Regions from separate parts of the Homo sapiens genome. Here all the other regions are linked to region 3. A link is a contact called in ENCODE Hi-C or POLR2A ChIA-PET data. All regions are on one chromosome and are shown on one strand. Each heading gives the region's core, a stretch centred on a gene start or an enhancer-like site at or near the end of the contact. The rest is flanking DNA. Distances are from core to core; before and after follow the strand shown. Region 1 overlaps EHD4 (EH domain containing 4). Region 2 holds the start of TUBGCP4 (tubulin gamma complex component 4). Region 3 overlaps STARD9 (StAR related lipid transfer domain containing 9).

Evidence for each region. A loop is a pair of places that touch in the nucleus more often than their neighbours do. ChIA-PET counts read pairs that join two places held with the same protein, here RNA polymerase II (POLR2A). Pooled maps may share reads with other maps.
Region 1: a loop to region 3 is called in a pooled map, with 6 times the contacts of the local background. The contact joins two enhancer-like sites. A Hi-C loop is called at or near these places in 1 of 37 single-sample maps with no recorded cell type and 3 of 50 pooled maps. POLR2A ChIA-PET finds 5 or more read pairs at or near these places in 1 of 52 experiments (Panc1).
Region 2: a loop to region 3 is called in a map with no recorded cell type, with 2.4 times the contacts of the local background. The contact joins the promoter of TUBGCP4 here to the enhancer-like site in region 3. A Hi-C loop is called at or near these places in 1 of 37 single-sample maps with no recorded cell type. POLR2A ChIA-PET finds 5 or more read pairs at or near these places in 1 of 52 experiments (T-cell).

The regions. Positions count from the first base shown.
Region 1 is chr15:41,929,091-41,932,187 of GRCh38, reverse strand. The region is part of intron 3 of EHD4 (EH domain containing 4); the gene reads left to right. EHD4-AS1 (EHD4 antisense RNA 1) reads right to left here. Exons shown (of 4, transcript NR_120332.1): 4 at 2,902-3,097. Among named protein-coding and RNA genes, the nearest start is that of EHD4-AS1, 9.2 kb to the right of the region's middle. RefSeq lists enhancers at 2,579-2,708, 2,729-2,808, 2,771-3,097. Within about 2 kb of position 1,472, at least 23 of the 41 ENCODE cell types and tissues checked have a DNase peak (open chromatin) inside an H3K27ac peak, as active enhancers do.
Region 2 is chr15:43,369,597-43,372,889 of GRCh38, reverse strand. TUBGCP4 (tubulin gamma complex component 4) reads right to left here and starts at 1,789. Exons shown (of 18, transcript NM_014444.5): 1 at 1,458-1,789. The coding sequence starts at 1,535. It overlaps ZSCAN29 (zinc finger and SCAN domain containing 29), which reads left to right and starts at 1,847. Exons shown (of 6, transcript NM_001372080.1): 1 at 1,847-2,332; 2 at 2,865-3,293. The coding sequence starts at 2,977. RefSeq lists an enhancer at 1,659-1,778 and a silencer at 1,879-2,148.
Region 3 is chr15:42,605,930-42,609,434 of GRCh38, reverse strand. All of the region lies in intron 3 of STARD9 (StAR related lipid transfer domain containing 9), which reads right to left. Among named protein-coding and RNA genes, the nearest start is that of STARD9, 32 kb to the right of the region's middle. RefSeq lists an enhancer at 123-392. Within about 2 kb of position 1,259, at least 10 of the 41 ENCODE cell types and tissues checked have a DNase peak (open chromatin) inside an H3K27ac peak, as active enhancers do.

The DNA.
Region 1 (3,097 bases), core at 223-2,722, 680 kb after region 3:
CCATCATATAGATAGACCAGAATTAATAGGTGCCATCCTTTTGGTGGGTGACATTCAGGCTGTTCCTAATCTTTTGCCGTTACAAACAGTGCCACAGTGGATTTACACAGTTTAGCATGTACGGTGCAAGTGTATACAGTTGGCACGATAACGTGCAAATATATCTTGAAAATTGCTGAAAAGGGAGGAGCTTAAAAAAAAAAAGAAATTGCTGGCTGGGCGCGGCGGCTCACACCTGTAATCCCAGCACTTTGGGAGGCTGAGGTGGGCGGATCACGAGGTCAGGAGTTGGAGACCAGCCTGACCAACATGGTGAAACCCTGTCTCTACTAAAAATACAAAAATTAGCCAGGCGTGGTGGCGTGCGCCTGTAATCCCAGCTACTCAGGAGGCTGAGGCAGGAGAATCACTTGAACCTGGGAGGTGGAGGTTGCAGTGAGCTGAGATTGCGCCACTGCATTCCAGCCTGGGTGACAGAGCTAGACTCCGTCTCAAAAAAAAAAAAAAGAAATTGCTGAGTAGATTTTAAGTGTTCTTACCACAACAAAACAAGTATGTGAAGTAATGCATATGCTAATTGCACTGTCAATTTAGCCATTTCACATTGAATGCATATTTAATTTTGTTTTATTTTAATTTAATTTTACTTTATTTTATGTTTTATTTTATTTTGAGACAGGATCTCGAAGCTCCGTCACCCAGGCTGAAGTGCAGTGGCACGATCACAGCTCACTGCAGCCTTGACCTCCTGGGTTCAAGTGATCCTGCCACCTCAGCCTCCTGAGTAGCTGGGACTGTAGGCATGCACCACCATGCCCAGCTAATGTTTTGCATTTTTTGTAGAGATGGGGTTTCACCTTGTTGCCCAGGCTGGTCTCAAACTCCTAGGCTCAAGTGATTCACCTGCCTCAGCCTCCCAAAGTGGTGGGATTGCAGGCATGAGCCACTGCACCCAGCCTCAGTGTATACATATTTCAAAACAACATGTTGGACATGATAAATATATACAATTTTTCTTTATCAATGTAAAAAAATAAATGAAATAGAGACTAATCCAAAAAATGTGCAGATGTAACTCTAAGATGCATTCCTAGAGGTGGAATTTTGGAATCAAAAGGAGCGGCGGTCTTTTTATTATGTTAGCTGGTGCCAAAAATGCCACTGTAGAAGGCATGCCTGTTTACATGCCCACCATCTCATTATGATTCTAATTTTCATTCCTCATGGTTAGTGTGGTTGAGCATCTTTTCATGTATACCTTTTTAAAGTATTTCCTTTTCTGGAGGTATTTGACTGTTTTGAAATACTGTTGGTAACTACATGGGCTACTTTTAGCAAAATCAGTGAGTCATTTTTTTATAAGGAGCCCCGTGTGGATTCCCATGGTTCCCACTGACTGGGTCTTTCTTTCCATCTGTGACATAAGCCCAGAAATAACTGTCTCTGAGTAATAGTTTGGCTTGAGGAGCTGGTTAGCTGATAACTTAATTGCTAGAGCTGGTCTGCAGTGCCAGCTGTTGTCCACAGGCATGCAGGACACTTGTGCAATGCCAAGATGTTTGAAAAGAGGAACAGGGCAGGGCGAGGGGTGGGGTCTTCAGGTCAGAAGTTGCTTTCTAGCCCTTTATGACCCCAGTTGTCATCCCGTTGGTTTAACATTTCTCTTTAGAAAACTGTAGCCTGAAGAAACATTACCTTTGCCCTTCTGAACCACAGAATGACAAGATGCATTGTCACGGTCAAAGCCTTGCTTATAAATGTTTGACCTCATCACATTTGGGTGGAGTCTGTTGGCATTTTGCCTCAAGAAAATTCAGTGCAAGTAATGTTTGCCACGCCAACTCCGTCTGATTTATAGACATATTGTATGAGACTTTCTAGCCTGACTTATACACAAAGCCCACTTGAAAAATGAGGAATGGACAATTTCCATGTGCGTGACACGGGATTCCTGGATCTGTTCATCCTAATATATAATAATATCAGAAGGTTAGATGGGGTGACTTCTTAAGCATCCTTGGAAGTCATACATTCCACAACCCTTCCTCAGATAGTTTCTTTCAGTATAGAGTTGTTTGGAATTGGATGACAATAAGTTAAACTTTGGGGCAACTAATTACACCTATAGAAACATTCAAGGACCTTCAAATTGGCCCAAATGCTATATAGCACATGAATCCAGTAGAAGGGATGTAATAAAATGAAACTTACTGTTTGATAATTGTGTCATTTAGAGTTGTTCATTCAGTATTCCTGTAGCCATCTGAAGGGTCTACTGTAGCCATCTGAAGGGTCATCTTAGGCTGGCACTGTAACTAGTTCGTGTCTGTACTATACAGACGCTGAGCTAAATCGATTTTCCTGGGAATCTGGCTTTTTATTTCAAAGAAGCTTACTGTTTGGAACCACCCTATATAGCTAAAATTTAAGATCTAGAAAGAATCCTTTTTGATCATCTGACTCACAGGTATAGAAACTGAGGCCCAGCAGAATGAAATTGTTAAGCCAGGCTCCAGGACTTACAGGATTTTCTTGGTAGGTTTTTTTACCAACTTCCCTCTCCAGCAAAGAGCCTAAAATGACTGATAATACCATGTTGCTGTCTTTCTCCAGGGCTCAGCCTTCTTTAAATGGGCCTGCTTCTTCATCTGGTATTTAATCTGAGATGGAAAGTGAGATGCGAAACCCAATTTTCCCTTTCACTTGGTCACATGCCCAGAAGCAGCAGCGTTCAGTGGGCCGAGTACTGGCGTGGAACCTTCCTCTGTTCCCATGTCTGTGGCGTGGCACGAACCTGTGATGTGGGGCTCTCCCGCCCTTGCCCTGGAGGGGCCTTCAGGGACATGTGGCTCACCCATCTGTTATTGTCACATATCCCCCAGAGGAAGGAGGGACAGGCTGTGAGGTTAGCTTGTTTATTTTATGAGGAAACAGGCACAGAAAAATTAATTTACAGAGTCTTGGACAAAATCCCAAAGGAAGGAGGAGTGGGAAGAGCAGAGAGCGGATAAACAGCACAACGCCATCCCTGGACACGCCTAGTTCTTGCTTTTATTTAAATTTTGGTAGGTTCTGTGGCCACACCCACTTTAGGCTA
Region 2 (3,293 bases), core at 540-3,039, 760 kb before region 3:
ATGCGGGAGAAAGGCTAAAAACAGGTAACAACAATACATTATGAATTGTGACAAATCCTACAAGGGAAATAAACAAGTTGATGGAGAATAATGGCATCAGGGGAGGATGCTTAAAGATGTGCTCAGAGAAAGTTTTTCTGACAAAGTGACTTTAAAGCTGAGACCTTGAGGATGAAATGGTAGAAAATACATGATTGAGAATTTTTCATAAGAAAGAAAGGAAGGGAAAAGATGAATTACTTGTGGTTGTCTCCCCCACCCCCTCCCTAGCTATCTTTCCTGTACTGTGTTATCTCTTCTTATTTTGGACCATCAGGCACCCACATACTTCCTAAATACTGTCCTCCTATATGCCTGGCATTGTACTAAGATCTATGGAGAAAAGTGAAACATCGAATTAGTCTTCAAAGACCTACAGGTGAAAGATAACAATTCAAACTCCACCACACAAATCTTCACCTGTTTTTTTCAAAAATTCACCTAAACTCCCAAACTCCAAATACATGTTCATAAATAATAACGAAAGGAAACTGTTTGATTTATAGGTTTTATAGACTAAGAATGTACTTTTTCTGCTCTTCCACAGTCTCCTAAGAATCGGCATGTCTTGGTGATCAGACGGACCTAGATTTCAGTCTTGCCACTACTAGGACTGGCCAGCATAAAGTTTTCTGAGCTTCAGTTTGCTCATTTGTTAACTGGTAGAAACAATACCTAAGTGGACTAAATTATTGAGAGCATTAGATAACATTACTGGAAGCAGAAGCAGGTAAAAGTAGTTCAAATACTGAAGCCAGACAGACCTGGCTTCAAAACTAAGCTCTGTTAATTACTAGCTATGACCCCGATAGTTATTTAACTATTCTAAACCTAGCTTAATCTGTAAAATGGATAAGGTGGTTGTGAGGATTAAATAAGATAATGCATACGGAACATCATACATTCCTGGTTACACAAAGGCCCCCTACCAAGTGCTTTACCTAGTGCAGAAATTTTCTGGTAAAGGAGTAATGAGGGAAACACCACACGCTCTCGATTTCATTTATTTCCTTCAACAAACTTTACTGAGCGCTTACCATGTGTTTGGGAGCTGTGTATTTGGCCCAGTACTTCAAAACTCAAACAATGCACGTGTGAAAATAAATAGGAGAAAGTGCCTCCCACACTTCTATATCATTCCCCAGCAACTGTCAGACACCTGGACCTCAGGCCCTTTCCTCGCCCCGCCACAGGTGGGGCTCTTCGAGGTCTGCCCTCCGTTTTCTAGCCTAGGCCCGGCCTCTCTAGGTGTCGCATCAGCCTTGACCCTAAGGGGCTGCCCTCCAGTCACCTGTCCAGGGATACGCCCCCAGCCCTGGAAGCCCCGCTCGCTAGGTCCCTCAGCCTACTCCCCCAGGCGCTGGCTCAGGTCCCCCCTCCTGCGCTCCCTGGTTCCCGCGCTCTGCGCCGGACAGTACCTGCAGGCCACTCCGCTTGTTCCAGGTGAAAATGGACCCAGGGTACCCGCTCAGAGCCAAGAGCAGTTCGTGGATCATTCCCACGGCGGACCTCGAGTCCCTGGTTATGTCACCCCCTCCTCCAGCGCACCTCCAGGCGACCACGAGGGGAGTGCTTCCCCTTCCACACGCGCACCGGCCCCTGGGTCGGGCGGTTTGTGCCGAATCAACCCACCGAGACAATCGCTGCGGCGGAGCGGACGGGAAGCTGGGAAGGGGTCGCGGGGGAGTCCCGGAAGTTCGGCAGCTCAACGGGGTCCACCAGCTACTCCCGCCCGGGCTCTGCGGAGACTGAGTCGCGGTCGCTGCCCTCGCGCATGCGCCCTCGGTGCCCCGAGCCGCCCGCTCGGACTTCCGGTTTGGGAGCTGTACTTGGGAGGCTGGAGAGCCGGGGCCGGGGCCGGGGCCGGGGCCGGGGTCAGGGTCGGACCCCGAGTGGGTGAGGCTGGCCCGGAGGCAAGGATGCGAGGGGGTTGAGGGGCAGCTCGAGAGGGAGACGCTCCCAGGGGTGGGCTGGAGGGCGCCCTCAGGGCGCCTTAGCCGGGTCAGAGGCCTCTGGAGGGACCGCACGACGGCTCCGGGTTACCCGGCCGGAGGGAGCGGAGACAAAAGAGGCCAGAATCCCGCAGCCGCTGCTCCTTGGGCTGAGAGCTCTGCGTCCGCGAACCGGCAGCACCTGGAGCCTCTGGCCGACACCCGAGCCCGTCCTCAGGAAGCCCGTTACTACTGCTCCTCGGATTCCGTCTCTCCTGCCCAATGTGACTCTCCCCAAGCCCCCATGGTCCTCGCTTTGGAGCCAAAACCAGCTTCTCTCCTTGCGCGAGGTTTTCCGACAGGTAGCTCCCTAATCCTTGCTGAGCGGCTACTACTACGCGGGGAAAACAAAGACCCGAGATTCTGGACGTGATTTTTGCCTGGGGTGGGCTTTGGGAGTTGTGCAGCCCGAGGGGGCGGGGCGGACGCAGAAGGCCTCGGGAAGGACTGCGGAGATACTGGGGGAGATCAGCTGCGACCAGCTGGACAGAGGCTTTTTGTTGCCTTCAAGCAGGATGGTGACTTGTCTTTAGATCCTCTCGAACTCCAGCTCTCCTATATGGTTCGGACTCACTGTGCAACATTGGCCAGGGAAGTTAAATGGGATCGGATTTGGAGGAGGTGGGAGAGGGGCAGACAGTACTTTTATTCTCTGCTGCTTCCTGGGGCTGCCCTGGAAGTCAACCAGAAAAGCAGTTTTTGCAAAGTCTATTTACTGAAGATTGTGCTACCTTAGAAGGCCACTCGGAGCACATGGAAAGGCAGGCCAGCTCTGGCAAGACTTTAGACATATGAATGTATTCCTTCTGATAGTGCCATCTTTCTCTGCCCTAGGAAGAAACACCTCTTACAGTCATCTGCAGGGGATTCTCCAAGGACATGGGAAGATAGATGTAAGCCCTGGAACCCAGACTCCTAAGCGAAGGGAAGCTGCATTCTGCTATTAATGATGGCCAAATCAGCTCTAAGAGAGAATGGCACTAACTCTGAGACCTTCCGACAGCGTTTCAGGAGATTCCATTACCAGGAGGTGGCTGGGCCGCGGGAGGCTTTCAGCCAACTCTGGGAACTTTGCTGTCGGTGGCTAAGGCCGGAGGTGCGCACCAAGGAGCAGATTGTAGAACTGTTGGTGCTAGAGCAGTTCCTGACCGTCTTACCTGGGGAGATCCAGAATTGGGTACAGGAACAATGTCCAGAAAATGGAGAGGAGGCAGTGACTCTCGTGGAAGATTTAGAAAGAGAGCCTGGAAGACCTAGATCTTC
Region 3 (3,505 bases), core at 10-2,509:
ATAGTTGTTTCCTCACAAGCAAAGAAATGACACAGATCTACTAAAGAATCTTTTGACCATACCGTCTCTTCTGCAGAAGTGTGTTCATGACACACTGACTGAGCCACATTAGGGTTATGAATAGAAGCCAGGGTTAGAGAGAGGACTTGGGTCACGTTCTGAGGGCTTAGAAGCCTTCTTCAACACTCGACTTATTTGGGCAGAATGACATCACAGAAGAAAAAAAGCATTTCCTTTCTAGCTTTTAGTTTTCTCTTTGTCCCCTTTCTCTTCTTCCAATATATTCCCCTTCCCGCCCCCCACTATCCTCAGCAGCAAAATCATTCAAAAGAGCAGCAGTCCCAGGAGTTTGGTCTCTAGATCTAGGGATGCCCGGAACTGTCATAAGAAAACCCTAGCAAGCCCCTGAGGTACCAAAGAGGAAAGAGGATCTCACACATCTAAGGCTGAAGCTGGGACATGGCACCCAGCAACAACGCACAGTGCATGCTCGGTTAACACTGACTGAATACATGAATACATAATCTATGGACTGAATCCAGAATAGTCACAATAAATGAGTGTTGACTAAAATTAAATTATAGCTGTTCTTTAGGTTTCCCCCAATCCTTTCTGCATTAATTTCCACATATTTGATCTTCAGGCAAGATAAACATTACCAGGTCAGTATCTTCCACAAAGCACCGTTTTCATATTTTTGATTGTGTTCACAAGAGCTCTTTATCACCTTTTGGTATTGGGTCCTGTCAGCACTCTGAGAGGTAGTCCAATATGTCAAAGATGCTTCAAGTTTTTTTGGTTGCTAATAATTTTATATAAGAAAACAAGCCTGGAGGATGGAGTTTTTGTTCTTAACATTCATTCCTGCCTATGTGGAAAAAACTTTTCCTGCAATCAGGCTGCTAGGAGCAAATTTCCTGTTTTTAATACTGTTTAGTCTAAATGGGTCTCTAGAGACCAATCTTAATGTAAGAGAAGCAAGGGAGCTGAGCCTCTGAGACAATTCCGGTTTCATTGTTGGGTTCAGCCAGCCCAGGTGAAGCCCATATCATTCTTGGCAATCCAGGGTCTGGTTGAAGAGATTAGTTATGTGTTCATCTGAACAGCATCCACCTCACGCATCCGGCTGGCAGGGTCCTGTCTTCCCTCAAGCCACACTACCCACAAACCACACTACCCTCCTCCAATCCTAAAGACTAGCTTGCAGAAGGGCAGTGCTGCATGCCAGAGTCACAAGATCTCTAACCACACTCGTCTGTGGCACTTCTTACACCTCAGCCCTTCATAGCAAGTCACTTCAACCAAGCAAACAAAGCCTGACTCCAGCCTTAGCCCATATCCCTGGACAAAGGTGTTTCTCAAGGTTGTCTCAGCAACTTACCAAAGTGTATGCAAAAAAACAAAAAATAAGATAATGGAAAAGAGACCTGCGGGGGGTGGGGGTGAGCACTCAGCTCCACAATTACTTGTTAGTGACAACTAAGAAATATACTGACACAAACCTGGACAGTCAATCAGGAACTTGAGGCTGGTTTTCAATAAAACATAGTAAACCTCTAAAAATCCTAACGGAGCTGACAAATGCCTAAGAGATTCATCCTCCCTACTGTGTAAGTACTTCTATGTGGAAGATACTGATCAGAGGGGGGTAAATAAATACTTGCTAGAAAATAAATACTTGGAAGCAGGTGGGATTTAGGAAAAACCTGTAAAACAATATAGGATTTAATTATATTCAAATATATATTTGTGTGTGTGTGTGTGTGTGTGTGTGTGTGTGTGTATAAGTGTGTGTGTGTATAATATATTAAGATTCTCCTAGATTCAGTCTGGAGGTCCTGTATTTATTCTTTCCCTCTCTAATATGAAACTGGAATTCCTAGGGTACTCCACAGATGAGAAAGAATCTATTCAGAAAAAGAGGCATCAGGAGGGTGGGCACAGTGGCTCACACCTGTCATCCCAGCACTTTGGGAGGGTGAGGTGGGCAGATCACTTGAGGTCAGGAGTTTGAGACCAGCCTGGCCAACATGGTGAAACCCCATCTCTACTAAAAATATAAAAATTAGCCGCGCATGGTGGTGCATGCCTGTAGTCCCAGCTACTCAGGAGAATGAGGCAGGAGAATTGCTTGAACCCAGGAGGCGAAGGTTGTAGTGAACTGAGATCGCACCACTGTACTCCAGCCTGGGTGACAGAGAGAGACTCCATCTTAAAAAAAAAAAAAAAAAAAAAAAAAAGCACCAGAAAAATGCAGGGTTGTGCTGGGAAGGAAAAAGAGCACAATGGTTACAGGGTTGTGCACAGACTTTAGACTCCTCCATGTGGAGGACGTGGCACATGCCTGTAGTCCCAGCTACTCAGGAAGCTAAGGTGGTAGGATCACTTGAGCCCGGGAGATAGAGGCTGCAGTGAGCTATGATCACGCCACTGCACTCCAGCCTGGGAGACAGAGTGAGACCTTGTCAATCAATCAATCAATGAAGTACACTTCAAAACCCAGCCTCTGGGTCAGAATGAGTGAAATGAAGCATCCATTTGCTATAATGGGTGAGCTATTTTTTGTGCCTTAGAGAGTAGCTGGGTCAGTTAGGTCTACTCAGGGGATTCAGAAGAAAGCACCCTGACTGTACATGTATACAAGCACTTACTCTGGATACAAAACTAAAAATAGGCTGGGCGCAGTGGCTTACACCTGTAATCCCAGCACTTTGGGAGGCTGAGGTGGGAGGACCACCTGAGCCCAGGAGTTTGAGACCAGCCTAGGCAACTTGGAAAAACTCCATCTTAAAAAAAAAAAAAAATACAAAAATTAGCTGGGTGTGGTGGTGCGCACCTGTGTTCCCAGGTACTTGGGAGGCTGAGGTGGGAAGGTGGCTTGAGCCCAGGAGGTGAAGGTTGCAGTGACCTGAGATCACACCACTGCACTCCAGCCTGGGCAACAGAGTCCGACCCTGTTTCAAAAAACAAAACTAAAAATAGGTGGTGTTCTGCACATCTCAGAGAGAGGGGCCAATAGAGAGGCTTGAAAACACATGTTCTATATTCATGACTCTTGGTCTTTTCCTATAGTAAATGCAAGATTTAACAGTCCAATATTTTCCAATTGTCAGCTAATTCATGTCATACTCCAAGTATTAGAGGTTAGCACAGAGAAGGAGTGCAAAGGTAGCAGGATGTGGTGAGACAGTAGAATGGACTAAAACTGGGCTTCATCTCTGAACCTCAGTAAGCACATCTGTAAAACAGAGTACTAACCCACTTTACAGGGTTGTTGTGAAGGTGATAAGTACTCAATACAGTACCTGGAAGACTGTAGGTTCTCAAAAAGTGCTATTTTCTTTTCTCCCTTCCCATTGAAGCAAGCTGGTTTGAACATTTTCCAAAATTAAGTACAACTTTTCCAAACCCTGAAATTGAATCTAAACTCCATGGGAATGTTTCCAGATGTTTATGGAAAGAGGAAGTTGTTTGTATTTTCTTAAAATCTCTGATGCGGGAGAAA